Regions from separate parts of the Homo sapiens genome. Here region 1 is linked to region 2. Evidence: chromatin loops called from intact Hi-C (ENCODE). Cell type or tissue: mammary epithelial cell. All regions are shown on one strand. Links, peaks and the distances in the headings refer to the core of each region. The heading gives the core; the rest is flanking DNA.

The links. Hi-C counts contacts between places; a loop is a spot of excess contacts. Peaks named below come from ENCODE experiments on the same cell type or tissue, not always from the same donor. Only the 100,000 strongest peaks of a DNase experiment are listed, where the experiment ranks them.
Region 1: it touches region 2 in a loop (6-fold over the local background); 2 of 110 quality-filtered maps call a loop at or near these places.

Annotation. Positions count from the first base shown.
Region 1 is chr14:42,135,309-42,151,535 of GRCh38, reverse strand. No RefSeq gene overlaps it. Among named protein-coding and RNA genes, the nearest start is that of LRFN5, 540 kb to the right of the region's middle. In mammary epithelial cell, for the core only: no CTCF peak of the experiment used is centred there; a DNase peak (open chromatin) is centred at 10,465; H3K27ac peaks cover 1,714 bases.
Region 2 is chr14:42,207,445-42,223,671 of GRCh38, reverse strand. No RefSeq gene overlaps it. Among named protein-coding and RNA genes, the nearest start is that of LRFN5, 610 kb to the right of the region's middle. In mammary epithelial cell, for the core only: no CTCF peak of the experiment used is centred there; a DNase peak (open chromatin) is centred at 8,571; H3K27ac peaks cover 1,792 bases.

The sequences.
Region 1 (16,227 bases), core at 5,547-13,546, 73 kb after region 2:
CCATGGAATACTATGCAGCCATAAAAAAATGATGAGTTTGTCCTTTGTAGGGACATGGATGAAATTGGAAATCATCATTCTCAGTAAACTATTGCAAGAACAAAAAACCAAACACCGCATGTTCTCACTCATAGGTGGGAATTGAACAACGAGAACACACGGACACAGGAAGGGGAACATCACACTCTGGGGACTGTTGTGGGGTGGGGGGAGGGGGGAGGGATAGCATTAGGAGATACACCTAATGCTAAATGACAAGTTAATGGTTGCAGCAAACCAGCATGGCACATGTATACATACGTAACTAACCTGCACATTGTGCACATGTACCCTAAAACTTAAAGTATAATAATAATAAAATAAAATAAAAAGAAAAGAACACTTTTCACCATCAAAAAAAAAAGAAAACCAGTATATAAATAGTAAATATTATGCAAACAAATATGCTAAATCTTGAGTAAGTTACTTTCTGTTCGATTTTGAAAACTGCTTTATTAAAAATTCAAACTGCAATTTATAAACACATATAAACTTGAAAAATGGTTTTAATATGAATCAGTGAATTCCCTTTCAAAATATCAAAATATGCTATAGTTAAAATAACATTTCAAGAATTTACATTAAGTACATTTCATGTTTCCTAAGATTTCAATAAAATACATATCACATTAACAGAGAATATGAGGGGCTTTTGGCTATTTTGAGGTTTCAAAGAAATATCTAAATTTGAAAATACTGAATTTCCATTTCAATTTCCTATCTCATACAATTTACTATGTAAAAAAATGTTATATTGTGACCTCAGTTTTTAAATGTAATAGTTCATCTTAATATTATTTTAATATTTTATCATGTATTTTAAAATTTTACTTTTTTGTACATAATTTTCACCAATTTAGTTTCTTTAGAATTTAAGGTCCTTTTTTTTAGTTGCTTCTTTTCAAATTGATTTCTCTTCATGTATAGCCCTTATTAATACTATTTTTTGGTCTACTCCAAATATTCAAAAGCCATACAAAAAGTTTTAAGGTTCAATTATTTGAGGCATATTTAATATGAGACACTTACAGTAGATTATTTGTTATAATGAATAAAAGAGCTAATACTATTATAAATACATCTGGTTAGATGTTTAACATGCCTGTCATTGGAATTGTAGAAAATACCCTTGGAATTTGCCTTTCAAGATATAGTACACCTTAATTAGAGCTGAAAAATTCAATGGTTTGAGCAATTGGTATCAGAAAGATAACACTTTAAGTCTAATACATTTTGTTATTTTTCTAATTAAAAATGCATACTTTTTTGAGATAATAGAGAAGATATGAAAATATAAGAACTATAATTCCAATACCAAAGATACTAATTGTCTTCTTTTCTAGACTGAAAACTAAAAGAGGAGCGGTCAGATCCTTCCTGTCCAAAAGCATACTTTCAGTTTCTCATACTGTGCCTGTAACAAAGTTTCACTAAGTAACTGTTCATCCAATGAAAGAATATATGAGTTATATACATTCTTTCTTTTAGTTCCCTCTCTCTCTTTATACACACACACTCTAAAGTGTTTGAGGTCTTTCTTTGTGTGTGTACAGTGCTGTATGCATTTCCTAATTTATATCAGCATAATAAACTTAGACATTTGTGCTACTATTAATAACCAGTCTCCAGCATCAGCAATTCTCAGTGCTGTCTTGGTTAGTCCTCTGTGTCTGTATCATCCACCTACCTCTCCCACTCCACTCCATGAGATTTTAATACCTCCTTGCTGTCTCTTATCCTATACCCACTGCCTCTGACAACAATCCTTTCATTCTCAGCAAATAATCTCACCATCTCTTACCTTGTAGCCACTCATAAGCTTCTCAGCAGATAAGTCATCTTTTCTTCTTCCATCCAGTATGAGTGGATTCAGCCCTCTTCTTTAATTTCTTGGTTTTCTCTGTCAGAGGCACGAGAAGAATAACCACTGTAAAATACACCCAGAGAGTTCCCCATTATAAGTGGCTTCTCTACAGGGGCTGATGCATTTGCCAGAGACTTTTCCTATTGGGAGAAGTAATTGCTCTGAGTCCAGTGCCTTCTAGCTTTTCTGTCTCACCTAAGGGTGAAAAAATGTTTAACGAAGGTCAGGGCTTCAAATAAATAGATTTGGAAAACTGCAGAAAGGGAAGAGAGTGAGGTACCGGAAGGAAAAAGCTATTCCAGTGGGAAAACACTTGTAAATTCACAGCTTCTAAACACAGTCCCACTGAAACAATAAGATGTAAGTGGACGATTACTGAACACTTCATCTCCTCAGTACTTGTCACCACACAAACAGGGCTCCAATATAATATCAAAGGATTATAGCTGAAAGAGGTAAAAGACAAAGACTATATCTGTAAAAGAAGTATTTAGGTAAGACGAAATCAAGAGTGGTGACAAAAACAAGGACACTGGAGGAATTTGAAGTCACCAACACCCAGAGCTACAGCAGATATTAAATACAGTTCAACTGCTGGGGAAATTCCTAATAACTCTAACACTGTAGGCCTACTTGATTCAGTGGTTATTATGCAATAAAATACACATGACTTTCAACAAAAATCTAAAAGGTATGCCAAAACACAAGGAAAAATCATCTAAAGGGGCAAGGGAATCAACAGAATCAGACTCACACATGATGCAGATATTACAAGATACAGAATTTAAAATGACTGTGATTAATATATTAAGGAATGCCATGGAAAACAATTAGAAGACAGTCAATAATAGACAAGTATTGGGAGCAGAGAGATGGAAACATTAAGAATCAATTAAAATGAAATGTTAGAAATCAAACAGAATCCAAGAGAAATAATTCTTTAATGGTATTATCCGTAGACTGGACACAAAGAAATTATCAGTGAGCCTGCATATACATCAGTAGAAAGTGCCCAAACTGAAACATACAAAGAGTAAAAAAAGGTAGGGGAGGTAGCAGGATACCAGAACATCCAAGGACTGTGGGACAATTTCAAAAGTTGTAACATGTAAGAATTGGAATAGCAGAAAGAGAAGTAAGAGAGGAGTGGGAGAAATACTTGGAATAATAATTTTCTAGATCTTTTCAAATTTAATGACAGACACAAAATCACAGATGTAGGATGCTCAAATAAAATACGCAGAATAAGACCACACAAGAAAACAACCAAAGCCCAACAGCACCACCTGGGAAAATCATATTCAACTGTAGTTACCCTGATTTCAATATTTCACACTATATGCTTGCATCAAAATATCACATGTACCCCAAGAATATATACAACCAGTATACTAGTATATACCCATAATCATTAAAAATTTAAAAATGAGAAAAATCTTTAAAAAAACCACAGATGAGAAAAATACAGGAGGAAAAGGATAAGGGATAAGAAGTACCGAGACATTTTCTCAGCAACCATGTGGGTAAGGAGGGTAAAGTGAAATATGTAAAGTGTTAAAAGAGCAAAACCTGCAGCGTAGAATTCTCTATCCAGTGAAATATTATTTTAGAGCGCAGCTTAAACAAAACTTATTCAGTCATTGAGAGAATTGATCACCAACAGACTTTCTTTGCAAGAAATGTTGAATTAAATAATTCAGGGATAATTGAAGTGATATGAATAAAAAAATCAGATTTACATTTAAAAAGGGGGAATACATGAAAAGAAAAAAGTGACATCAGTGTAAACTTTCATTTCTCTTACTCTTATTTGATCAAAATATAATTGCAAAACAAAAACAGGAGCAATAAATGAATGCATATAAAATAGAACTCATAAGATGAGTGACAGCAATGTCATAAGGTACAGAAAGGAGGAATTGGAAATACTCTGTATAAGGTATGTGCACTACATGTGAAATGATGCAGTGTTATGTGAAGGTGAATTATATTAATTAAAAGTGTATATAATAAACTCTAGCACAACTACTATAAAAATTAAAAGCTCAGTGGATGGGCTAACCAGAAGAGTGGAGAGAATAAAGGAAAGCAACAGGAAGCTTAAAGATGGAACAACAGAAATAATTCAACAGAAATAAACAATAGAAAAAAAACAGAATAGAAAAAAAATGAAAGAGACAACACACCCTCAGGAATCTGGGAAACAATAACAAAATAATCTTTTTACCAGAATCCCAGAAGGAGAGACAAAAGATGGTTCAGAAAAGAATTCAAAGAAATTATGACTAAAATCTTTCAAATTTGGTAAGATACATTAATCTAAAGATTCAAAATGGTGACAGGTTTAACAACAGGTTAAACCCAAAGGAATCCATTTCAAGATATATTTTAACCAAATGTAGGAAAACTGAAGACAAAGAGAAAGTCTTAATTAGCTAGGGAGAAACAATACTTTGCTTTTAATTATTTGAATTAAAGTGGATTCTTCATCATAAACCATAGGAGTCAAAATGATACTTCACAACATACTTCAAATACTGAAAGATCTGTAAATTATACATCGGAAAAAAGTATTCATGTGAAGTGAAGAGCAAATGAAGACATTCTCATATAAAAAAAATCTAAGATAATTTGTCATCAGCAAATACCCCTAAAAAGATAGCTGAAGGAGGCTTTTCCAGGAGAAAGACAACAAAATAAGGAGTTTTGGAACATCAAGGAAAAGAAAAACAATAGAGAGAACAAAAAATATAGTAAACACAATACTTTTTCCGTCTCTTCTGTTTTCTAAATTATGTTTGAGGGTAGAAATAAAAATATATTCTTAGCTGATATGGATCTTCATGTATGTAGAAAAATATTAAAGACAATTATAAACAGGAGAGGGTAAATGGAATTAATGTAAAGTAACATCTTACACTTTATTTAAACTCACAAAATGATGACACCAATATATCCTTTTGGTGGTGAAATTGTTCTGTATCTTGAGTGCAGTGGTAGTTACAGAAATCAACACATGTGATAAAATGGCACTTATCTTTCCACAGAACTGTACGCCCACATTGTACCAATGTAATTTTACTGATATTTATGTTGTACTACTGTTATGTAAGCTGTAAAAATTGTTGGATATTGGGTAAAGGGTATAAGGAAACTCTCTGTACTATTTTTGCAATTTTCTGTAAATCTAAACTTATTTCAAAATTGTTGAAGATAATTCAAAATAATCAATAATTATCTTTCCCTATGTGAATATGCACTCTTTTCAAAGGTCCCAAATCCAAAACTTAGAAATCTTTATATTAAGCATATTAACAAAATGCCTGCTTTAGCCTGCCATTGAATGCCAGTGTGTGTCAATGGCTGGCATTTGACAGTCACTAATTATTCATTTATAGTGCACCTCCTGAATTTCACATAATGCTCTAGTCATTGTTTAGGTCTGATTGGTTAAGGCATGGCATTTGCTTGGCTTAACAATTCATATTTGGCTTTAAGTGTTTTTAATACTGCGAGAGCTTGACTTTTGTATCTTGACTCCAAGATATTTTCCTAACACATTGATTTTAAAACTGTTTTTCTTTCACATCTACACAGGCTTTAGAGTGTATTAAGGAAGGTTTGCTGAGTTTCAGTGTTCCAAATCTCTCATCACTTCATAATATAAACAGAGACCATGGCTTTCATAAAGTTTATATATCTTGTGAAGAATGCGCTTGTTACTAAAATAGGAAACACAATTAAAACTCGTTTTTAGTCCAAAAATGCTAATGAAAGTCTTTTCTGTCTGATGACTTTGTTTTCCTCGAAGAGGGGGAGATAATCATGAAATAGAAATGTAGCTTGTCATTTATCTCTTTTCCTAATCATTTTCCTTCTTTTCCTGTGTAGTGCTTTGATAATATCTGAATTGAATTTCAAATATTTCTCTCTTTATTACATTTTAGGTAACATTAAAACCAAAGAATGAATGTTTATTGAAGTTTTGTTTCATGTTACCAGCAAAACCAAAACTGAAAAAGAACTGTCATTAGTTGCCTAGAATGGGAAGATCTAATGTCCTGGATCACCGCAATGAAGCCTTGTAAAAATTAAAGAGATGTAGTTAGATGCCCAGACACCAAGAGAAATGTTGAAAATCAAAGTGAGATTGATGAGGTGCTTAAGTACCTAAGCACCTGAATCATAAGCCAATAAGTTATATCACCTTTTAAACTTTTTTCAGTGTTGCTGTTTTTCTTGAAAATCCTGAAGGCTTCCTTACAATGAGTTCAGGAGATACATATTATATCAACTTTACTTCCTTCTCAGTAAATAACACTGTTTCAAAATCTGAATATATCAGGCAGATACAAGTTTCAACTTGAGAAGCTATAGTAGCAAATCATAAGCTGTCTGCCTGTATAACAGGAACAAAAACACAATTAAAAACAGAGGAACAATTAAGTATCAAGAAAGGAAAAATATGAAATGAGCAGACATAATAGAAGTTTGAGTTTTAAAAAAATTACCCTTTATGTGTCCACATGTTCTCATGATTTATCTCTCACTTATAAGTGAGAACATGAGGTATTTGGTTTTCTGTTCCTGCGTAAGTTTGTTAAGGATAATGACCTCATGATGCATCCATGTCCCTGCAAAGCACATAATCTGGTTATTTTTTATGGCTGCATAGTATTCCATGCGTATATGTACCACATTTTCTTTATTCAGTCTACTATTGATGGGCATTTATGTTGATTCCATGTCTTTGCTTTTGTGAATAGTACTTCAATGAACATACGTGTGGATGTATCTTTATAATAGAATGATTTATATTTCTTTGGGTATATACCCAGTAATGGGATTGCTGAGTGGAATGGTATTTCTGTCTTTAGGTCTTTGAGAAATCGTCACACTGTCTTCTACAATGGCTGAACTAATTTACACCCCACCAATAGTGTATAAGTGTTAACTTTTCTCTAAAACCTTTCCAGCATATGTTATTTTTTGACTTTTTTTTGAGATGGAGTCTCACTCTGTTGCCCAGGCTGGATGCAGTGGTGTGATCTTGGCTCACTGCCACCTCCGCTTCCGGGGTTCGAGCCATTCTCCTGCCTCAGCCTCCCAAGTAGCTGGGACTACAGGCACATACCACCACGTCCAGTTAATTTTTGTATTTTTTAGCAGAGATGGGGTTTTGCCATGATGGCCAGATGGTCTTGGACTCCTGACCTCTGGTTATCCACCCACCTTGGCCTCCCAAAGTGCTGGGATTATAGGCATGAGCCAACGTGCCTGGCCTTGACTTTTTAATAATAGCCATCTGACTATTGTGAGATGGTATCTCATTGTGGTTTTGATTTGCACTTCTCTAATGATCAGTGATGTTAAGCTTTTAACTAATGGGTACTAGGCCTAATACTTGGGTGACAAAATAATCTGTACAACAAACCCCCATGACACAAGTTTACCTATGGAACAAATCTGCACTTGTACCCCTGAATTTAAAATAAAAGTTAAAAAATTAAATAATTAAAAAATAATTTAGTACCAGAGGCCAGAAAGATTACAGAATATGACATATTAAAATAAGTATAATTATATTGTTGAAAGATAAATAAATTACATATTAATACAAAGCAATACCTTATCTGTTCTTAATATCTCAGTGCGACTTATACCTTGAACTTTTGTAGAGCTTGCATGTCTGTGTATTTTTACATACAAATACAGGAAAGTATAAGCTATATATTACATTCTATAAATTATAAACATACAAGATTTTTAAAAAAATAATGATGTAACATTTGCCAGGCATCTTGCTATTTGCAGAAGAAAGCACTTTTTTTACCTAATTTGTCAAAACATATTGTGGGGGGGGATTATAAAATCCATTTTAGAAATGGAAATTGACTTAGTCATGAAGTGTCTTGCCCAAGGAAACACAGAAAGAAAATGAAAAATTTGACCTGGGGCTTTGTTCTTGTGCCTGGAATTCTTACATTCTTTTTATTCTACCAAGATATGTAAAGTGTTATCATGAAAAATGAAAGCAATCAATAAACTATAATATAAATAAAATATGACTTTACCTATTTTTAAATACATGTATAAACTCAAAGTTCTTTACTGTAGACAACAGCATAGAAACATATTAAAATTGATTAGATAAGTCTAGATAACAGTAAAAAAAAAGCTATGTCCAGATCAATATTGACTTCTATATATTAATAAACAATATCAGAAGTAGTTTAAGTGATGATGCTTACAAAAGAAGTACAATATAAAACTGCAGTCAAGAAAAAAAATGATTATGCCAGTTTGCCAAAACTTGCCTGTTTAGCAAGCTTGCAATTTTATTAGCAAGAACTTTTTGGCTGGGCACTGTAGCTCACACCTGTAATCCCGGCACTTTGGGAGGCCAGTGTGGATGGATCACTTGAGGCCAGGATTTCAGGACCAGCCTGGCCAACAAAGTGAAACCCGTCTCTACTAAAATTACAAAATAGTAATAATAATAATAATAATAATAATAATAACAACAACAGGGCGTGGTGTGTGCCTGTCGTCTCATCTACTCAGGAGGCTGAGGCAGGACAATCGCTTGAGCCTAGGAGGTGGACATTGCAGTGAGCAGAGATGTACCACTGCATTCCAGCCTGGAAAACAGAGAGATACTCTGTCAAAAAAAAAAAAAAAAAAGGAATTTAAGAATTATCTTACATATTCCTAGACTAAGAGACTAAGGCAAGCAAGATGATCATTATGAAGGAAAAACATAAACATAAGAGAAGGGCTAATTTATGTTGAAGATCACAAATCTTGTGCTCTTGTAATTCAAACAAGTCCAAATATAAAATATTGATTTATGTGTGTTTGAGATTCTTGTAAACTTTTCTCAGCTCAATGATAGTTCTTCATTTTCCTTCTCTCACAACTGTGTTCTAAATCACAGGTCTTTCTATACCCATAATTTAGAGACTGAATTAAAGAACTGGACAGCACAGTAATGCTAAGAGAGAACAGCAGGGAGAAGAGAAATAAATGGTTATATTTTCAGAAAGAAAAAATCAGGTGAAATTTTACTTCCATCCATTTCCCAGAGTGAGCAAATGAGAAAAAAGTTAAACTTTATCATTATTGAAAAAAAGACATCCACAACTCTAGAGATTTAGCAGTGAAATACTATATAGTGAGCATGCTAAAGTAACAAAGTTGGGAACACCTTGGGTTTTGTTCGGAAATACTTTGCATTTATTTATTTATTTATTTATTTATTTATTTTGAGATGGAGTCTCGCTCTGTCGCCCAGGCTGGAGTGCAGTGGCGCGATCTCGGCTCACTGCAACCTCCACCTCCCATATTCATGGAATTCTCCTGCCTCAGCCTCCCAAGTAGCTGGGACTACAGGCGCATGCCACCACGCTTGGCTAATTTTTTGGAATTTTAGTAGAGGCGGGGTTTCACCGTGTTAGCCAGGATGGTTTAGATCTCCTGACCTCGTGATCTGCCCGCCTCTGCCTCCCAAAGTGCTCGGATTACAGGCGTGAGCCACAGCGCCTGGAAAAAATAATTTCTTATTAATGATCTCAAACAAGTAAGCATCTCCACATTTCTTCTTAATCAGCAAATGTAATACAATGTAATGGTTAAGAATATGTGTTTGAGGATCAGGTTCCATGGGTTTGGATCACAGGCAGAATAATTAAAATCTAAGTGAAGGGAGGCAAGTTAACATCCTTAAGTCATGGTTTTCTCATCTGTAAAATACCATTAATAGTTTTACTTATGAATATATTGTACTTAGCAGTGCCTGGTTCAGAGAAGGTGCTCATTAACTACTCTAGTCATCATTACTACTAAGAATGAAGCTTTGTTAAATGTCAGGACTGCTATTAAATAGAGAGAGAAACAGTGTTTTAAGCTAAATATATCTAGTTCTGTCATTTAAGTGGATACTGTAATTAATGGGCTTGGTGATATAAATCTTTGTATTTATTCACTTCCCATCAAGCAGGTTGGTGAATAATGGAAAAGGAAAGGTGAACATTGAAAATCTCAGTTAGTTTGTGTCCTGTGGCTGATGATTCATTATTTGTACAAAACATTGATGAGTTCCATGAAACATAAAAGTGAGCAACCATAGAGTGTATGAGTGGAAGTTAAATTGCTATATGAAATGAAGACTGTAGCGCTGAGTTTCGGAGATCTTGAGAGAGGTGAAACCCCAGAGAATTGTAGAGGAAGGAAATATGTGAATGGATTATTTATAGAAAAAAAAGAACATCAAGCAATCTGATAATGGATAAGTCTGCAAGTACCCTAAAACTAAATGAAGTTCTGCTACACACACACACACACACACACACACACACACACACACACACACACACACACACTGCATACATGCCTTGGATGAGTAATTTTACCAAGAGAAATCAAGGAGAAGGTTTCTGTGTCTCATCTTGAATCATCAGTGACAGAATGTGTACACAGTGTGGGAGATAAGGCGATCCACTCATTAATTTAAAAGCAGCAGTAATGTAGAATTAGAAGTGGCTCAAACACCATCCTCCCTTCACTACCTTCCTACTACCTTCCATACCCCAATCTCCAGGATGACTGAAAAATCCCCAGGCACTCATTCACATGCACTATGATTCAAGCTGATTTAATTTGGCACTCAAAGGAAGGGTACCTCAGCTGGTATATGCATTTTACTATCATGATTAAGCATTTAAAACAGCTCATTGTACAGTCATGTAATGGATTTCTGCTATGTCTTTCTGTTATGTCTACTGTAATGTCTTTCTGTTATGTCTACTTTCCTTTTGAAAGTTCCATTCATTAGTGGTGACTGATTTTTATGTCCATTCTGGTGCTTTGTGTAGTCTTTCTAATGACTTCTAAGAATTATTGGAGTGAGATTTCTCCATGTTTCTGTGTCTCATTTGCTGTTGTCATCAATGTAAACACATTTTTGTTTACTGTTGTGGCCTGCCTAAAGTGATATTATAAATATCAGATCATATGATTTTTAAAAACTATGCCTGGATATTTTATTAATTCATTTTTTCCTGATATATGTATTCTTAAATTATGTATTGTTATAGTGTTATTTTAATCATTCTTTTTGATTTACATAAATAAGAAAGCAGGTAAGTTTATTTGTGTCACCCTTTGCCAATTAATCAATCACCAATTTAATCTCCTTTGTTTGTTTTGCTATCTTCTTGAAATTCCCTCACCAGTCATTTTTATAACTTTTAAAGTGAATCCTATTTGCTCATTAATAATAGCAACACTGTTAGAAGAGGGAACAGGGGCCCAAGGGTTTTCTTAACACTAAGCCGAGCCACATGGAGAGACAAGCATGGAGCATGTGCTGGTTTGCACACTCAGGGCAATGGAATAAATAGAAGAAGAGGCATAGCAATATGCAACAGCAGGCAGTGAGGGTCAGGTGAGTCAGGCAGAAGGAACGTCAAATTTAGGGTACTGGGACTGGTGGCTGAAATGAGAAAAGTATGGAATCTGAGGGCAGAATTTCAGCTTTAAAGAATCCAATCTCTAGAGAAATTTACTAAAAGTTATATAAAACTCTGCAAGCATTAATTCTATTTCGTGAAATATTGTCAAGAAAGTGACTGAGGCACTGGGGAACAAAAAACGCTTCACAGTTTTAAGAAGTGAAGATGTAAGGTGCAACGTTAATAAATTCACTCATTCAAAAGGTGAATTGAGGGCATACTATGTGCCAGAAACTGTTCTAGGATTTTAGGTAGAGTAGTGAAAAAAATCCAATGAAAACAAATGTGTATGCCTTCATAGAAACTACATCCTAGTGACAGGATATAGACAGTAAAAAGGACTTAAAAAATAAAATGCACAGCATAGTGTATTAGATACTGTTTGTTAAAAAGAAAAAGCAAAATGGGGATGAGGAGTGTTGGAGAAATACTGAAATCGTGTTGTGATAAGGTAGTTCCTAGATTGCATATACTGAGATAAACCTTATATACTGATGTTTTCCTAAGGAGAAAATACAATTTTTGTGACCAAAACTGAAGTGGAAAGGGAAACAAGTCAGTGAAGGAAGAAAATCAAATACTAAGTGGCACATCACTGAACTGATGATAGCTCCACCAGAAAACAAAGCTGCTTGGAGAGACCTGATGAAAGCACGATATTTCCTTTTTCATCAACTGTTAGTCAGAAATTCATCCCACAGAGGAGGGATTGGTAAACTTTTAATGTAAAATGACATATAGTAATATTTTAAATTTACAGACCATTGGGTCTCTGTTGCAACTACTTGACACTGCTGATAGAGTGCAAAAATCAGCCATAGACAATACTGAAATGAGTATGTGTGGCACCTAATTACATTTTATTTACAAAAATAGATGTCAGACCAGATTGAACCCTGGGCCATAGTTGCTCATCTCTGCTATACAGTATTAATTCCTGCATATCGTCAAGTTATGTTATCTGCCCAATATTAGCAGCAGTGGCATCCTTGGAACAAGCTAGAGTATACGTGATGAGCAGAAAGAAGTTCATAAAACATGTATATGCCGTGTGTGCCAGTGTTGCCTTATTGGTCCAATAAGGGTAATCAGTGCATATATATAGCCTCAACAGTAACAAATAAGTCCAAAGGTAAAAGGAAAGGTGAGATGCATGAATCTATGTACTGTGGGATCTTCCACAATCAACCAATAGGAACAGAAGAACCTCTGTAGTAGGATTAGTACCATGAGGAAAAGGAGTAGGAGAGTCTTTGCCATGAAAATTCAGACAGAGCTCAATGAGCCTTTCTTCATGAAAGATGTAAACTTCCTCTCTGAGGCCAGTTGATCTAAACTGAAATTTATCAATATATTATTCAGGAAATTAAAGCTGACTTCATCTTGGGAACCACATAAATTTCATGTAGTACAGAAGTCCTCACTGGGAAGTGAATATTTAAAGAAAGATCAGAAGGAAGTGAATACCTATGTTGTACATAGTTCTGGTGGAAGAACATTCTTGGCAGAGGGAGTTACAAGTGCAATGCCCTGAGGTTGGGAATTATTGGCATGTTGTAGAAATGAAGGCTAGGGTGGAGGTAAGTGGAATGGTGTGGAATGATATGAGAAAATTAAGTATTAAGTCAGAGAAGTTAATAGGAAGGCAGATCACAGAGGGTCTTACGGGTCAATAGAAGAACTTTGGTTTTTACTATAAGTTAGAGGAAAACTCCTAGCATAGAAACAACTGAGATATGTTGGTGGCTTGGACCACAATTATAACAGTGAAAGTTGTAAGAACAAACAGGATTTCCTAAAGGAAATATTTGAAGGTATTCAACCTTAGTACCTTAAAGTTTGACATGTTAGTAATTAAAATGTATATTATACTCGGATAGACCAGGACCATAGAAACAAAGCAAAAACTATGTAACCAAACCTATGTCAAAATAATACACATTTCAAATTTAAATTTAAAATTCCAATTTTATAGATATGGTGGAGAGATTAGAATAATTCAAGTAATAGTGAATTGGAGTTGAAGACATAAGTATAAGCTCATGTTTAGCTTAATGTAGATATATATGATTACATACCAAGTAGTGAATATTTCTATATTATTGTGTGTTTGTGTATGCAGGAGATAGTATGCACACATATATTTCCTTGTTCTGTCTGTTGAGACAGCCTAGAAGCAACCACATCCCATTAGCAATAAGAGTGCCAGCACCCAGATTTTGGTTTCTAATACCATTCTTCAATAAAATAAACTAGGGGCCAGGCGTGGTGGCTCATGCTTGTAATTCCAGCACTTTGGGAGGCCAAGGCAGGCGGACCACCTGAGGTCAGGAGTCCGTGACTAGCCTGGCCAACATGGTGAAACCCCGTCTCTATTAAAAATACAAAAATTAGCTGTGCATGGGGGTACGCGCCTGTAATCTCAGCTACTAGGAAGGCTGAGGCAGAAGAATCGCTTGAATCCGGGAGGTGGAGGTTGCAGTGAGCCAAGATCATGCTACTGCAGTCCAGCCTGGGTGACAGAGCAAGACTCCATCTCAAAAAATAATAAATAAAGTAAAATAAAATAAAATAAAATAGGGCTCCTTGGAGAAATGGCTGATTGTACAACTGAGTCAGGATATATGCAAAATAAGCCTGGAGCATCTTGTAGTGTAGAAAGTAAGAAAATGCAAGTGGTTCCCAACTTATAATGGTTCCACTTTAGGATGGTGCAAAAGCAATTAGCATTCAGTAGAAACCATATCTTAAGCGCCCGTATAACCATTTTGTTTTTCACTTTCAGTACAGTATTCAATAAATTATGATATTCAACACTTTATTATAAAATAGGCTTTGTGTTAGATTACTTTGACCATTTGTGGAGAAAGTATTCTGGGTACATCTAAGGTAGGCTAAGCTAAATTATGATGACCAGTAGGTTATGTGTCTTAAATACATTTTTGATTTGTAATATTTTCAGTTTCCAATGGTTTGTAGAGACATAATTCCATAATAAATCAAGGAGCATCTATACTCAAAACAACCTAACACAATTATACTGATATGGTAGAGGAATACAGGAACCATCTGAAAGTTTACAATGGCCAAAGCTAGAGCAATTTGAGCAAAAAATATGTAAAGTGGTATGTGATGATAATCTAAAATGTAAGATAAATATTCATGATTTAATGGTATAAATGAATAATTGAATAAATAAGCAAAAGGGAGAAAAAGAGACAAATATCTCATTCAAAGAAATTTCAAGTAATTTATGTAGATACTGCACCATCAAGGAGGTGGAGAATAGCTCCCCACTCCTGAAGTATGGGCTGTACATAGTGACTTTGTTTCAAAGAATAAAGGGGCAAAACAGTAAAATTTGAAAGAATCCCAAAAAACACATTAGCCAGATTATCAAGGCTAGGTTCAATATTTGATAAGTTATGTTGATAGAATGCACATTTGATATGATAGGATAAGAATGGCACTTTATCTCTGTTAAATTCTTCTTAAAATTTAATAGCTCAGTTGATTGAGAAAAACATATCACACAGATTCTAATCAAAGGGAATTCTACAAACCATACCTGGCCATACATTCTCATAACTGCCAAAGTCATCAAAAGCAAGGAAAACCTGAGGAACTGACTCAACCAAGAGAAGCCTAAGAGGGAAAACAACTAAAAGTATTGCTGTATTCTGGATAGAATCCTTCAAGTAAAACATGAAGTTAAAGAAATAAACCAAGGAAATCTGAAAAATATACAGGTTTTAATTGATAATACTATATCAATATTTTTTCAGTAACTGTGATAATTATGTACCTTGCTAATGTCAGATGTTAACAACAGGGAAAACTGAGGTGAGATATATGAGAAGTCTATTTTCTTCACAATAACTCTATTAATCTAGAAGTTTTCTAAAATTGAAAGTTTAAAAGAAGCAAGGGAACAGTAAATACAATATTAAGAATGGTGATTATCTTTGGGTAGAGATATGAAAGACAGTTTATTCAGGGTAGGAATTATAAGAAACTCATTTATTTTGAGGTTTTCTTAACCTGTGAGGTGATTACATAGATGTCCATTATATTAATGTGGATTGAAACTTACATATCTTCTTTTGATGTAACACACATTACACAAGAAAAATGTTTACATAAACTGATTTATGGTAATCCTTAGGGTTTTTAAATAGGGAACTGAAACAATCAGATTTATATTTTGTAGAAAGCACTTGATCTGGAATGCTGATTATTGGTTGGAGGGGCCTATATTAAAGACAGTGAATGATAATTAAAGTACACAGAAAAGAAGCTAAAGGGAAATCAACATTTTAGGAATGAAAGAAAAAATGGAATCCTTACAGTAGGCTGAGATGTAATGGCCAGTGCTAGAAAAATGCCAATCTGGGATGAGTAGGAAATCACCAAGGACAGGTGAATTTCAAAACTGAGAGTACTTAACAGACTCAAAAGTTGAAGTGTGTTTAAGTAAGCAAAAATGTCTACAAAACTAATACAAATTAATTATTAAAAATAGGTAAACAAGATCATTGAGTTTTGCAGTATGTCTTGTCATGGTGCTCCCAGTGAGAATCTTTTCAAATAAGTTATGGGACTGAAAAGCAGATTGCAGTGTGTCAAGTAATAAATAGGATAGAAAGAGCAGAAAATAGCAATCCATATAACAGATATATAGCAACATTTAGTTCACCAGAACAGATAAGTAATAAAGAAAACATATAACTTTTCTTAGAAATGAATGAGCAATTGCCTAATGGCACTTGTTTATTTATATTTAACTCACAAATTATTGAAAACACATCTATA
Region 2 (16,227 bases), core at 4,521-12,520:
AGTTTCCCTAAATTATTGATGTCCTGAAAAATACTATGTATTCTGAGAATAGAGATAATCTCCTTGATCATCTCTCCAAAGGGAACCCCCAAGAACTGCAGTTTTTCCTAATCTGTTTCTGGGCTGTGGGTGTTTGAAGTAATTTTTTCGTATCTCTTGAGGCATGTTTCATGTCTGTGTTTCTAGGTTGTCATTCAAGCAGGTCAGGGAAGAGAACAACAGCTCCTCTCCCAAGAGTCAGGCATGTGGTTTGGCATTGCACGGCTATAGTAATTGGAGTCACAAAAGTACTGAGTCAGCCCAACTGGCAGAGAGGGAGTTTCAGAGCACCGCTCTCTGAGAACTAAGAGGGATAGCCATCTGCTGTGATTATACTGACATCTGCAACCTATTCACTGAAGAAGAACACCTGAAAAGTCGATCCTAAGTGGGCCAGCTGCATCAGGTTTTCTCTGCAGACTTTTCTGAGAGGATTGGTGATTATTCAAGTGCAGTTTTTACTTCCTCTCAGAAGTCAAGGCTTTTTTTCTATTCAAGCACTTCTGTGTACACTGATACTTTGGGGATTTTCTCTAAAACTAAATTGGGGGTTTTTGAACTGAAACCAGCTCTCTGAACTGAAAGTACTGTTTTATAGAAAGATCTGAAAGCTTTCTTCTTTCTCAGTATTTAACCATTCAGAGGTGAGCATTATGTTCACAGAATTATATCTAAAAGTACTAGAAGAGCATCATTAAAGCAACTACAGATGGTACCTACTGCATGTGCCTGTCATTTTGTACACGGATGTGCCAAACCCCTCGGTACCTCAGGAGCTATTACACACACACACACACACACACACACACACACACACGCAATATGTGGAGGGCCAATTCTTTATACATATTTTCTGTCTACCTGTGGGTAAAGTGCTTGTAGAAGACACTCAATACTTCTCAATACTTATTTCTTTAGTTATATTACTTATGTATTTTACAAAAACGTATCTGTATAGCTTATTATAAGCAAGATATTCTTTGAATTGTTTTACTAATATTAACTCTCATATTTTCTAGAAGTCCTACTATAACAGTCATTTATTACTGCTATGACAAATTATTACACACTTGGTGGCTTAACACAGATTTACTGTCCTATACTTCCAGAGGCCAGGATTCCAAAATGGCTCTCACTGAGATAAAATCAAAGTGTCAGCATGGCTGTGTTTTTTCTGCAAGGAAGAAAGGAGCATCAATTTCCTTGCCTTTTCCAGCTTCCAGAAGCCACCCACATTTTTGGCTCAGGCTCAATTTCTCCATCTTCAAAGTCATCCATAGCCGGTCACGTATTTATCATGCTATATCACTCTGGTTATCTGCCTCCATTACATCTTCTGCTCTGACTCTCCTTCCTCTCTATTTCTCTTTTAAGGATTACCTCCCTTTCTAATGATGCTTAGTCACATCTGCAAAATCCCTTCTGCCATGTGAAGTAGCACACAGGTTCTGATGATTAGGACATGAGCATCTTTAGGGAGTCATTATTCTAGCTGCCACAACTGCTGTAATTATTCTTATTTTATACATGAGAAAATTGAGACTCAGAGAAATTAAGGAATTTATCCAAGATCACAGTTACTAGGAGCACAGTTTGGATTTAAACACTATCAGTTTAGCTTTGGCATCTGGTTTTTTTAACAACTGCACGGTTTAATGTTTGTGGATTGAAAGAGAAAGAAGGAAAAAGTGAAGGAAGAAAGGAGCCAGACACATGATATTTTCAATCTATTCATTCATATACAATAAAGCCAGCTAGCATTTAACAAATTAAACTCTTACTTTCAGTAGCATAGTGATTACATAAAGATACCATAATAACAACAAAACACAATAGAAATATCTTAAAGACAAAAGAAATGATGTCCCAAATTAATGAATATGGGCCACTGATATTCATGACGTTTGCTGCACCAACTGCCTGAGAAGGGCTGAAAGATACTAAGACACAAAGAAAGAATCACAGTAAAAGAGATGGTGGAGGATGTGCAAAAACAATGCAGAGAATTGTGATAACAAGAAGAATGTGAGGTGTCTCTGAAGGGGCGATACAGATGTGAAATTGAGAAGAAACCACAAAATTAGAAGAGTATTTTAATTAGCTATCCAAAAATGTATATAAAACAGGTATCTTTAACTTTATTGTAGGTTCAGAGGCACATGTGCAAATTAGTTATATAGGTAAATCGTGTGTCACAGGGGTTTGGTGTACAGGTCATACAGGTTTGTCATGCAGGTAATAAGCACGGAACCCAATAGGTAGTTTTATGATCTTCACCCTTTCCACCCAACTCCACCCTTGAGTTGACCACATGCTCTATCGTTCCTTTCTTTGTGTTCATGTGTACTCTATGTTTAGCTCCCAATTATAAGAACACTTGATATTTGGTTTTCTGATTTTGCATTCATTCACTCAGCATAATGGCCTCCAGCTCCATCCATGTTGCTGTAAAAGATATGATCTCATTCTTTTTTATGGCTGCATAGTATTTCATGGTGTATCTGTACTACATTTTCTTTATCCACTCTACCATTGATGGGGATTTAGGTTGATTCCATGTCTGCTATTGTGAATAGTGCTGCGATCAACATAAACATGCATGTGTCTTTATGGTAGAATAATGTATATTCCTTTTGGTATATACACAGTAATGGGATTACTGGATCAAATGGTGGCTCAGTTTTAAGTTCTTTGAGAAATCGCTGAACTGCTTTCCACAATGGCTGAGATCATTTATGTTCCCACCAGCAGTGTATAAGAAAGTGTTCCCTTTTCTTTGCAACCTGGCTTCACCAGCATCTGTTATTTTTTGACTCTAAAAAACCCATCATGACTATTCTGAGATGGTATCACATGTGGTTTTGATTTTTATTTCTCTAATGATTAGTGATGTTGAGCATTTTTGCATATGCTTGTAGAATTGATATCTTCCAGCAGTTTCCATGGCCAAAATAGACAAGACAACCAAATTCTTTAATGTTTAAGGCTTTTCAATGTTTATGTCAGGGCATGTTGGAACTCCAAGTTGAACTCTAGTATGAGATCCTTGTCTAATTTGTAGATAAAATACTGAACTGAAAGCAGAGAGCGAGTGCATAGCAGAATACGCTCAGTAACATTAATTAATAACTGAAATTAACCTCGCAAAAGTCAGGATACAAATTCAGTATCTCCAGTTAAATAAAAGTAAAGCCATGACAAATATACCCAAACAAGAAAGCATTCCAGGCACCATTAAGTGATGTTGTTTGTCACATTCTCCAATTCTTTCCCCTTTACAGAAAAACAAAATTGTGTAATTACTTTCCCAAAAACATTTCATTTAACAAATATCAGACACTCTTCCACCTGATAAGTATTGTGTAAGTATGCACAGATAAAGAAAGCCATGTTCGCAGCTCACACACATGTATTTAAGATGTGAGAGGAGTATTTTAAATAATACAAACATTTATGAATAGCATTGACTCATTATGTTTCTGAAGCAAAAAGCAGCAACTATCAATTATTTTACTGGTCAATAAAACAACCTATTAGCAAATACTAATATTTTGAGGTATTTTTATAGATGTTTTCCTTATGAATACATCCAAAGATAAGAAAAAATATTGACTCATATTTTAGAAACTTCGATTTTTTAAGTTTTATTTTAAACATTTTATTTTGAACAAAACGCCTGTGGGCATTTCTCCATATCATTAAATGTCCTCTTGTCGAAGGGCTACATGCTATTCCACTGTATATGCACACCATAACGCATTCAGCTAAGCCAATTTTGTTTGCAATTTAGTGAAAAATTTAGTATTGGAACTGAAAATTTCTCTAAAATCTTTGCTCCACAACCCCCATGCAGTGACACAGTTCCATGATGTTTATCACTTCTTTCTGCCAAACTGTGTAGCTTTTATAGTGGCATTTGCAGTATCCTGGAATTCCATTGCAATGGATAATTTCTTTTTATTAGCATACTATTTCTGAGTCCTGTATTTAGAGTTTCATTTTAACACATAAGGCCTAGAAAAATAAGCAATAATGATCACTTTACAAAAGGTTTCTAAAGCATTATTTTTTAATTATTTCTCCTCATTGTATTTGCTTGGTTTCACTAAGATTACCATCTCTACTACATATTCCAGCATCCTCCCATTCACTACCACCACTGCTTCCTTAAACTCAAACTAGTGAAAAATATCATAAGAAATGTGTTGTGTAATCAACAAAACAGGTAATTCCTATGGAAAAAAATTTGGAACACTAAATTGTAGAATTTAAGCAGTACTGAGATGAAATAACAATTTTTCAAAACCAATTAACACAATAAACAGTCCTAAGTATTCAAACGTAAGGTTGGTTTCAACAATTGAAACTTTTCAAAATGTACATACTTAAAAAAAAATTAAAATGTACATACTATGATTAAAATCAGTTTATTTGTACAGATCACATGTAATCACATAAAAGATTTAAAAATACATAGTTTTAAAATCTCTTAAGGAAAAATAAAAGTATTTCAGTTATCAAAGATGATATTTCAAATATCAAAGTATTTTATAGTAAGGTACCTCAAAGTAAAATTAAGGTACATTACAATACCAGGGAACTACAATTTTTAAAATACTGATTAAATTACTGATAAAATTGGCAGAGGATATTTCACAGTTAAAGAGTGACAATGAAGGGTATAGGCTATGATTTTTAGCTACTTCTGTTAGTTCTTTATATAAAGACAATTTAAGAGTAGATTCATAATGTAAATTTTATTTTTATGTAAATGAATAAAAGAGATGTTTCCCAGGAGTCTCTGACCACTAATAAACTTATACCTCACAAAAGGCCAAAGCAGAATTTGTGTTTTGCTGTCATCAGGGCATTTGTTTGTTTGTTTTGTTTATTCACTTTTTAAATTACTGAGATTTTTGAAAAAAAAAAAACAAAACAAAACTGCTTTTCCTCTGATAGGGATTGCCTACACCTTTAGTAAGCCATTTTCTGGTCTCAAGGATAGTCCCATTTCACTTAAGCCAGAGATCCATGCCCAAATAGCTCAGCCACTATGTTGTTGTTTTAAAACAATAGGTCTGGACTTCTTAGGTAGAGGACATTATTTACCTTTATTTTATTCACTGGAAGACATGCATCATTTATATATGGATGAGAATGAAAGAGCAGGTGTGTACCTGCTGCAGCAGTGGGTTACTATCAACTTTAAAATCAGGACCTGGGTGTACAAAATGCAGAGTACTAGAGCTCCTTATATGCCTTTTAAAGCTAAATTAAACACAATCCCTACTGTAGATAAATATTCAATAATATTTTTTAATATGATAAGCACAAGAAAATATATATTTTGAATGTTATGAGTTTCTTTTTTTCAAGTATCAGGCAGGCAAGGAATGAGAACGTGGTTTGGATAATGAAGTAATTCCAAGGGTCTACCTAATATTACCACCAAAAGAGCCACCATTCCCACTTTCACTAATATTCATGCTATTTTAAACAACTTCCAATTTTGGAGTGTCTCTAATGGGATAGAGAATGTGATAAGTGTTTAATACACGTTGTCTCTATTGTACTTTTCAGTGTCACTGAGAATTGCAAATATGTACAAAATGAAGGGGTATGGAGGTGGTTCACTCACACTTTTTTGTCCCCAGGGTCTCTGTCACTTCACTAGGCTACACTGTCCATCCATTTATACAAATCACATATAGTGTTTTTTTTTAATGCAATGTGTCTGCCCCTTATAAAAGTAAATCATCTAGGCTTAGGAAGCTGGCTTAATACCCATGTCAGGGCCTTAGCCCCCACCCTACACCTCCCTCTATGCATCAGTTACACATAGTGATCAAAGTCTGAACTTGAATACTACTCTGCAAAGCCTCCCCTGTAGCTTACATCCAACTTTATGCATGCTTTTATTACACAACTTTGCATCGTAATCACTTATATTCCTCTCATTAGGCTAGAGTGCAAGGTACCTAAAGATGTAATCCATGCTTTTCATCCTTGTGCTCCCAGTTCTTAATACATTGACCAGGAACAAATAGGCATTAAATAGATAATTGTTGAACAAATTACTGTGTCTCCTTAAGGAAGAAGATTTCCTGTGAAGAGACAGGGGCTGCCCCCTGGCAAGTCTGGTCTAGAAAGGACGGCTGACATTGCAGAGTTGTGAAATAGTTGCTTGGGGTTATCTCTTAATTCTGTGCAATTGTTTCAGCATTTCATGCTCAATCAATATTCTCTTATACATACATTACTTCATTCAATCTAGCCATATCACAGTTTACTTTCTCTGATAAAATTCTCTTTTAAAATACCACATTAATAATTTAGTGAGGATTATAGAGATGAGGATTTGATCCTTGGAGGTCAGTGTCTATGATGGTCAAAATTAGTTGATCAGAGTTCAGGAGAAGAAGGATGAAATTGAATTGTCTAAAGATTTTATTTTATTTATCTATCTATTTATTTATTTATTTATTTATTTTTGAGACGGAGTCTTGCTCTGTTGCCCAGGCTGGAGCACAGTGGCATCATCTTGGCTCACTGCAACCTCTGCCACCCAGGTTCAAGTGATTCTCCTGTCTTAGCCTCCTGGGTAGCTGGGACCACAGGCGCCCACCACCATGCTCGGCTAATTTTTGTATTTTTAGTAGAGAAGGTGTTTCACCACATTGGCCAGGCTGGTCGTGAACTCCTGACCTTGTGATCTGCCCACCTCAGCCTCCCAGAGTAGTGGGATTACAGACATGAGCTACCGCGCCCTGTCTAAAGATTTTATGGCTTATTCAAGCACAGTTCTGAACTTTGTGTGAGTGTGTTTGTGTGTGTGAGAAAGAGAAGAAAAGAGAGAGCGGTATACAGCAGAAGTAAAGCAGGATCAGACTTTGGAAGGTAATTTTAACACATATGGTTGTATGAATGAGGTAGAAGAATTTTCCATAATCTTAAAAATTGAAAAGTCTTATAATGGCAGTAGGACACCGAAAAGGTAAAGTCCCCAGTAAATGATAGTATGTAGAAAAGATCTGTAATCCAATGATAAAGTTAAGGTTAAGCAAAACTAAGTTATTAGCAGATATAAATGAAGGTAGAAGTGTTTTCAACTATATTTATCAGAATGAAACAGAGACCTCATCATTCCCCATATGATGAAATACATTGAGAATATTATATTTCACAAATGAGATATAATATTTGATAGCACAGGAAGGTGACTATTGTCAAGAATAATCTATTGTATATTTAAAAATAATTATAAGAGTGGAATTGGAATGTATTTAACAAAAAGAAATCATACATGCTTGAGGTGATGGGTACTCCAATTACCCTAATGTTATTATTATACATTATATGTATGTATCAAAAGATCACATGTACCCCATGAGTCTATACACCTGGTATGTACCCATAATAATAAAAAAAAATAAAATGTTAAAAATAACATTATATAGGCCGGATGCAGTGGCTCACACCTGTAATCCCAGCACTTTGGGAGGCCGAGGTGGGCGGATCACGAGGTCAGCAGATTGAGACCATCCTGGCTAACACAGTGAAACCCCGTCTCTACTAAAAATACAAAAAAAAAAAAATTAGCTGGGCGCTGTGGAGGGCGCCTGTAGTCCCAGCTTCTCAGGAGGTTGAGACAGGAGAATGGCATGAACCCGTGGGGTGGAGTTTGCAGTGAGCCGAGATCGTCCCACTGCACTCCAGCCTGGGCGACAGAGCAAGACTCTGTCTCAAAAAAATAAAAAAATAAAAAAAATAAATAACATTTCTGAGTTTTTTCCTATTTTTAATTCTATGACACCTATATACTAATAGTATATGTAGCTATTCTCAACTGAAAAGAATATAGCAGTAAATTTTAAATTTTATTAAGTAGTGTTCTCAGGATTTTAGAAGCTATCTAGCTAGACAACTTAAGTCAGTTAGGTTGTATAACATTTTGTCACCAAAGACTTCTACTCATAGCTCTACTTTTATCTGTTTTATTAAGCTTCTTTGTAAGCCTTTGAAGAAAATAAAGAACTCTTGCTAAAACAAAACAAACAAAATAGTATCTGAAAATTTATCCATCAATATACAAAGACAAAAACAGGAGGAAAAAAAGACAAACATTTGGGTGTTTAAAACAGAGACTAGGTTACTCAGATGATGGAAGAGCCTGAGGAAACAAACAGTTGTCAGGGAAACAACCCAAAAATAGCAACTGCAGTAGGCCACTACTTCCATGCCCAGGCAAGAGGAACAAAAAGAAAACATGAGCTAAAAAAGAACTTAGGACTTGGGGTCACTTGACCTTTCTATTTCAGAGCTCCACCTTCTTTTCTGTAAAGCACATTTTCCAGCTGACCTCTTAAAAAGGACTTTTTTTTTGGCTGTGTAAAAGGTTTTTGAAAAGACTAATAGATTCAACTAGGTTTCCCTACTTGCCCTGGAAATTATCACTGTGGCAAGGGGTAGGGCATCCTGACAACTAAGGCTTAGGTCATGTGCCATGTGGTTAGTCACAGGACCAGGAGTGTGTTATTTCAATGACAGGGATATGGAATCAGCTTTAACAAAACCACAAGGTCCAAGATTATCATGGGATAAGAATGGTGAGAGGAGGTAGGTGTTTTCCAAAAGAAAGAATGCTTCAGGACAAAACAACACAGTTATTACCATTAGAAATATTCATGCTCATTGCACAAAACTTAGATTACTGAAGAGGTATATTCTATTCATAGCATACTAACTGTAACTCCACCCACTCAAAAAGCATATTGGAAAACAAACGAGTGAGGTACTAAATTAGAAATTTTCTTGAGTCCCTCACATTTGTACATATTTCAAAATTAAAACATTGTAAACTTTTGTTATTTAAATATTACCATTAAACTTTATGATCCTTTTATATGACACATACCTGTCTATTGGGACCACAATTTAAATTTGATGTTTTAAAAAGGGGTAGTATCAACTCCACGTCTTTTTTCAGAAACATCACCATTATCCAATGCTTTAATTGCACAGCAATTAAAGTGTCCAGAACTTATTTTTGGGTGGGGAAGGTGGAAGAATGAGGAGCAGCAGACTCCCCAACTAACTACTGGCTTCAGCAAGCAGCAGTGGCCACTGTTGTATCAGAAAAAGAAAAGGAAAAGGAAAAGCTGAGAATAGGGAGAGTCATTCCTAGTGTCAGCAATTATTTTGAATGGGTCACCTTGATGGATTTGGTATGGAAGAAGGAAAAGAAGCTTCTCCGGGTGCCTCGGTCAAAGCTAGGTTTTCACTTAAGTGGGCAGTTATATATTTATGTAAGATATTTACAATTCAAGTGGCACATACTGTTAAATATCAGTATTATTTTTACATCTGAAAAATATGCACCATATCTAGTCTTACAAAATTATGATTTTTTTAATATTTCCAAGTTTATATTATTCAACAGCAATAGAATTTAAAAAACTGCAAAGAAGCTTCAAAAAGTGATTAGGAATCAACATCATATTACAGGGAAAATGAGCATAAAATTCACTAACAGCTTTTCATCACCTATATCATGCATAAATACTACAATAATAATACACATGACAGAGAGTATCTGCTTAGTTATCACAGTATTGTGATCCTGAGAAGTTTTTCATTCTAAATTTCATTTCAGAGGAATATAAAAATAATACAGCAGTAAAATTAAATAGCAATGGAAAATAATGAGAGAAGGAAAAGGCATTAGTTATGTGAGTAGGAAAGCGTTAAGAATGCTTTAAAGTGAAATTACACTTACAATACATGGAAGGTCAATGAGGCACATACAGAAAAGTTGTAGTAAAGGTGTAGGTTTTAATATCATATGAATCTGTTCCTTTTGTAGGTAGAAGGTATGAGATCTATGACTCAAAAAGAGATAAAAGATGAAGTTACTATGTATGAAAAGCATATTTTGATTGTATTTACAGTGATTTCAAAAACTAAAGATATTTTTCAAAAATGAAATTGAATTCACCATTATTACTTATAGTGTATATTATTTTTAAATAGTCATTTCTCCATTTCTCTAAACCACTGCCTATAGGCGGCTTTTAACTTACAATTGTCTACAATTGTTATAGAAACACATATATAACTTAATAGCCATCAGCTTCGGCTTCCATAGTATATTTTTCTGACTCTGTTCATAAGCATTAAGAAATTTAATTCTTCTGAACGCTTATTTTAATTGATACTATTTGATGCACTTTGAGTTTTTTTAGAGAAATTGAATTTCATTCACACTTAGGAAAGCAGGCAGCTAACATCAAACTCAAAAGACATTGGTAACTGATAATTTATTACATACATTTCCTGATGTCTCTCTTTAGAATATAAAATGTATACATCATAATATTACATATTGAACCATGTTTGATTTTGTTCTCTGGACCCTTGATAATCAACAGACTCTAGAAATAGAGGTCTATAGGACAAAGCTCCAAATATAAAGCTATACTCTTCCTGTTTTCCGCCAAATGTAGTTGTAGTTTTAACTTTGTCATATATTAAAATCAACATTTATCCACAGCAGGAATCATTGACATGCTACAATTTTAATTTTTGATGATATAAGTTAAAAGTATTTGCCAGTTCCTCTGTCACATAAATGTTTACTTTCCAAGACAGGCAGAAATCATCCAAGGCTCTTCCTTGAGAAAAAAAGATTGTTCGAGTTGGGAAATAACCACGTTCTTATTTCTTGTTTTTGCTTTATATTTATTTTTGCACTACTGCTTTTACCAGTGAGAGTTCTAAACTTGATAAAATGTTAGACTTCAAATTTTACCTTTCTGAATAAAACTTTCCCCAGATCTTCACGAGCTGTGGAAATATTTGACTTTGTTTATACACAGAACTGGGGAGAAAAGCACTAACAATCTAGTTCCATAAATTATTTCCAAGAAAATGATTGCTTTTTGAAAAAAATAAATTAAAAATATCTTATTTTGTTCTGTAATTTTCTGCCACTGTAAGAATACAAAATGCAAATACAGATACAAAATAAGAAAATATAAAAAACACAAAAAGTACTTTTGGTGCATATTTACTGTAGAGAAAATGTTAATAGAACACAGAAAAATTCTGTAATATTTACCAGAAAAGCCAAACCCAAGAAGGTTATTACTAAATCTGATTTATGTTCCTCTACTGTAGCACTTATTATGGGAAGTTCAATATTGGTGAAAAACTTTCTGATGGTACACAGTCAATTTTCAAGTAATCTACTAAAAGTATTTCTTAAATAAAAGAGTGTGAGCTACTGAAGACAGAAATATGCTAGAAATGATTTTTAAGATTTCTAGTATATGTAGTTTATTATGTTGAAATAAAAATAATGGGATTATGCATTGTCCACTGGAGTTAAGCAACTTAGATACTAGTTACCCTCCCATATAAGCCTATCTATTTTTAATCACTAGGTACTAGTTACCCTCCCATATAAGCCTACCTATTTTTAATCACTGGGTATGTGATTCTTAGTTATCTATAAAGGTTAAAGAATGACATATTACCTAACTGAACTCAGAAGAATAGGACAGATAATTTCTGCAATTAATGATTCTACAAGTAGCATTCCTTCTAAGAATTATGTAGTATAATGATATAAATAATTTACAATGAACACATTCATTGCACATAGAGATATTTTCCACATTAGGTGAGTATTTTTGAAATATATACATATATGTTTATATATATATATATATGTGTGTGTGTGTGTGTGCATGTATTTTTTTTTTTTTTTTTGAGCACTTATTCTGTTCCCAGGCATGAGTGTTGGAAATATGATTGTAAGCAAAATAAAAAATGCACTTGCTCTCATGGACATAAATAGATGAGGAAGAAAATACAGATGCAAAATATATACATAAGTAATTAAGTATTATCTAAAGAAATTAATTCTGTTAATTGAGTGGAGATTGACTCCTTAAGTGGCCTTTCAGAAAAGAACTGAATGACATGAGGGCAAACCATACTTAGCACTAGGAAGAATGAAACAATTACTAATACATGTTCCATTGCCCTAAAGTTCTCACTGTCTCTGAGAAAAGACAGACATATGTCCAGTCATACAAGATAGATACAATAAGTGCCATTAAAGGTAAAAAAAAAAAAAAAAAGGCCTCAGAAGGAGACACAGGGTGAAATGATTTTCATCTTGTAAAAAGGAGAAGTTCTATGGAGAACATGACATTAGTGCAGTATACTGGAAAATATGTGGATGAACTCAGTAAGTGGATTTTACCAAAACCCTAAAATGCCATGTGAATAGAAATATGAATAAAACAAAATAAAATGTAGGATTTCATCAATAGCAGCAAGTCTGTACTATTGAATATTGATTTTATATTTCGGAAATGGCCAATATTAAACTAGAGCCAATTCTAGTTTGATGGAACTTCTTTGGTCAAAATAAAATGTGACAAAAAACAAGCGTTTCATGTAGTTTGCATATTTACAAAAGTATATTCTCTAGTCATGCACTTTTCCTTGCTGCTGTTTCCACTACCCAGAAAGAGTGACTATGCTGGAAAAATATATCACAAGTGAAGAAAACAGAAGTATAATTAAGAGGATATTTTTGTCACAAGACGTTTACAGAAATAACATCACTTTCAGTAAAGGATAGGTACCTGTAATTGCTTTGATAGCAAACATTAGGGTTAAGTGAATAATGCTCAAAATCATGTTTACTCACCTCTAATTTAAAATAAATAGAATATTATTCAACCATGAAAAAGAATGAAATCCTGTCATTTGCAACAACATAGATGGACTGTAGGGCATTATATTAAGCGTAACAAGCCAGTCACAGGAGAACAAATTTCACATATTCTCACTTATATGTGGAAGCTAATTGTTTTTAAATATGATCTTATGAAAATAAAGAATTAAATGATGGTTACCAGAGGCTGGAAAGGGTAGCAGAGAGTAGGGGATAAAATGGAAATGGATAATATACATACAGTTTGTACAAAGGTACATAATGTACAAACATACAGTTAGAATGAATAAGATCTTGTGCTCAGTAGCACAATTAGGTGACTACAGTTAACAATAATTCATTGTATATTTTAGAACAACTAAAAGGATGGAATTGGAATGTCCCTAACACATGGAAATAATAAATGCTCAAGGTGATGTATACCCCAATTACCCTGATTTGACATTACAGACCCTAAGCCTGTATCAAAGCATCACATGTATCCCATAAATATGTAAAACTATATGCATTCATAATAATTAATAAAATACAACTTAAAATTTTAAATGAATGTATGCATCTATTCTCTACTTTCTAAAGATCATGGTGTAAATATGTGACAGTCATTATAGAAATTTTTAGAAAAACTTTACCCAGAGTTTGGATTATAAAATTATCTGGGCCGGGCTCTGTGGCTCATGCCTATAATTCCAGCACTTTGGGAGGCTGAGGCAGGTGGATCATCAGGTCAGGAGACTGAGATCATCCTGGCCAACATGGTGAAACCCCGTCTCTACTGAAAATACAAAAATTAGCTGGGCATGGTGGTGCACGCCTACAGTCCCAGCTACTCAGGAGGCTGAGGCAGGAGAATCGCTTGAACCCAGGAGGCAGAGGTTGCATTGAACCAAGATCATGCCACTGCACTCCAGCCTGGTGACAGAGGGAGACTCCATCTCAAAAAAAAAAAAATATATGGATTCTCTAAGCCCGGTGTCTCTTTTATGAGACAGCCCAGTGCATATGCAGGCATTCATCTGGGCCTATTTGCATGGACCTATGGGACTTGGGGGCAAGGAGAACTGCTGCAAATAGGATGATGATCACGCTGCCCTCTGACCCAGGAATCCTGTATCTTCTGCCATTGTCTACGAAGCTGTGGCAAGCTAATTTGTTAGCTTGCAAGTAAGGTAAAATATTAAACCCTTCATATTTCCTTAACATGGAATTATGAAGATAGGTTAACTGGTTCATAAAAATTACCTGAGACAAAACTCTAGATCCACTGATCTGAAGTCTAAAGATAGAGTTTGGGAATCTGAAGTATTATGAAGCTCCCCAAGTGATTTGTATGGATAATATATTTTAGAATCACAATTTCAGCACAGTATTTACCCTACCAGCTATTTAAACTAATTACATTTATTTTTCTTTTCAAAGTGTTAAAAATCTGGGGACGCAGACTGCCCAGAGATTAGCACATTATACATAGCAGCATTGCAAACTCAGGTCTTCTTTGTCCAATTTTACAGAAAAATTTAATTTAAAAATTAAGTTAGACGTTTTTCTTAGCTAAAATAGAACTCCCCATAAGCTCCCTTGCTTCTAAAACACCAAATGTTTTCAACTGGGTTATGTGGAAAGAGCTCCTACATTGCTGTCAGAAAGGCTCACTTGCTAATTTTTAGATATAACAAACTGATTATTCTCATTTTCTTTGACCCAATGGCCAGATAACATGAATCTGATAGACTTAAAGCTTTTCTGATTTAATTTACTCTTCCTTTTTTCCTTACTTCTTGCTCTCACCATTACCTTCTTTCACATCCCCTTGCTTCTCTAGTCTAGTGTTAAATGATCCTTCCATTTTTCCATCTCCTCCTAGAGATTTTCTGCCTCATCACAATTCAGTACTTTTGTATGTTTATATTTATGCATTATATATATTTTGATCTTGTTTACAGAAACTGGGCAACACAAATGTATATAAGAAAATATATAACCTGTTCATCATAAGGGATGCAATTTGAGCAGGAATAGGAATTCCTCTTACCTACCAGAAACTTACCTGGAGAAGGTGCAACTGATGTTGTGGAGTCATGTGCAAAGCTCTTGTTCCCAAGGGAAGACTGGGAGATGGATGCTATTATCATAAGAAACCAATCGACTCAGTGCCCTAGATATTTAAATTTCTTATTCCAGCAACCTGCGCTGTCACTCCCAAAGCAGTTCTCCTATGTTTCTTTTTGGCTTCAGTGACTTTACAATAAATAGACTGTTAACAAAGAATACATTTACAGTCTACAGTAGATAAAAAGGGATCATTTAAACATGGTATGTTGGAGAACAGGCTGTATATAATATAGTGTGGTGAAGTACTACTGATGCCATCTCTCCGTGGTTCTTGCTAATTGAGTTGATAGTAAGGGTCACAGCTGTCAAGTTTTAATATCTGAGGAATTTAAAAACCATGGTGTGCGTTATGCAGTATAAAACTTTCATAAAAATCACTATAGATAAGTCAAAATGGAAAAACCCTGGAAAGGATATAAAATTATTTTAAGGCAAAATTGTTTCTGTGTAAGCTCAATTATGTACTTGTTCTGAAGTTCAAGGTCTGAGTTTTTCAAATTAATGCCTCATGCTGCTTATGAATAAGATTGAAAGGAAACATAGATTTTTTGCTATTGTCTTTCAAAACATTACTAGATCTTCTTTAATCACTTATAAGCCATTCAGTATTTATCATCTTGGCAGATGTGGAAAGCAACATCATGGTTTGAGTTTAAAATTAACTTGTTGGAAATAAACCGTCTTTAACCATCATGACATCCTATTTAGACAAGTGAAAGAATAAAGTGCACAGAGTTGTTGGTATGTAATCTGATTACATTTATAACTTTCTTACCTAATATGACTGAATAACAGAATGAAACAGACCATGTGATATTTTAAATTCAGCATGGACTTCTTCTGATAGATTAATCACATATTGTATTGTCAATCAGGAAAGTGAGAATAAAATAAAACAAAGTATTTACCTCAAAGCTTATAGTATGCTGCATTTTGCCTTATTGCTTTGTTGTTGACAGCATTTTATTTTTATGTAAATGAAACATCAGAAATAAAAATTTGGCCAGGTGCAGTGGCTCACACCTGTAATCCCAGAACAATGGGAGGCTGAGGCAGTAGGATAGCTTGAGTCCAGAAGTTTAAGACTAGCCTGGGCAGAAAATCTAGAAGAAATGGATAAATTCCTCGATGCATACACCCTTCCAAGACTAAACTAGGAAGAAGTTGAATCTCTGAATAGACCAATAACAGGTTCTGAAATTGAGGCAATAATTAATAGCTTACCAACCAAAAAAAGTCCAGGACCAGATGGATTCACAGCCGAATTCTACCAGAGGTACAAGGAAGAGCTGGTACCATTCCTTCTGAAACTATTCCAATCAATAGGA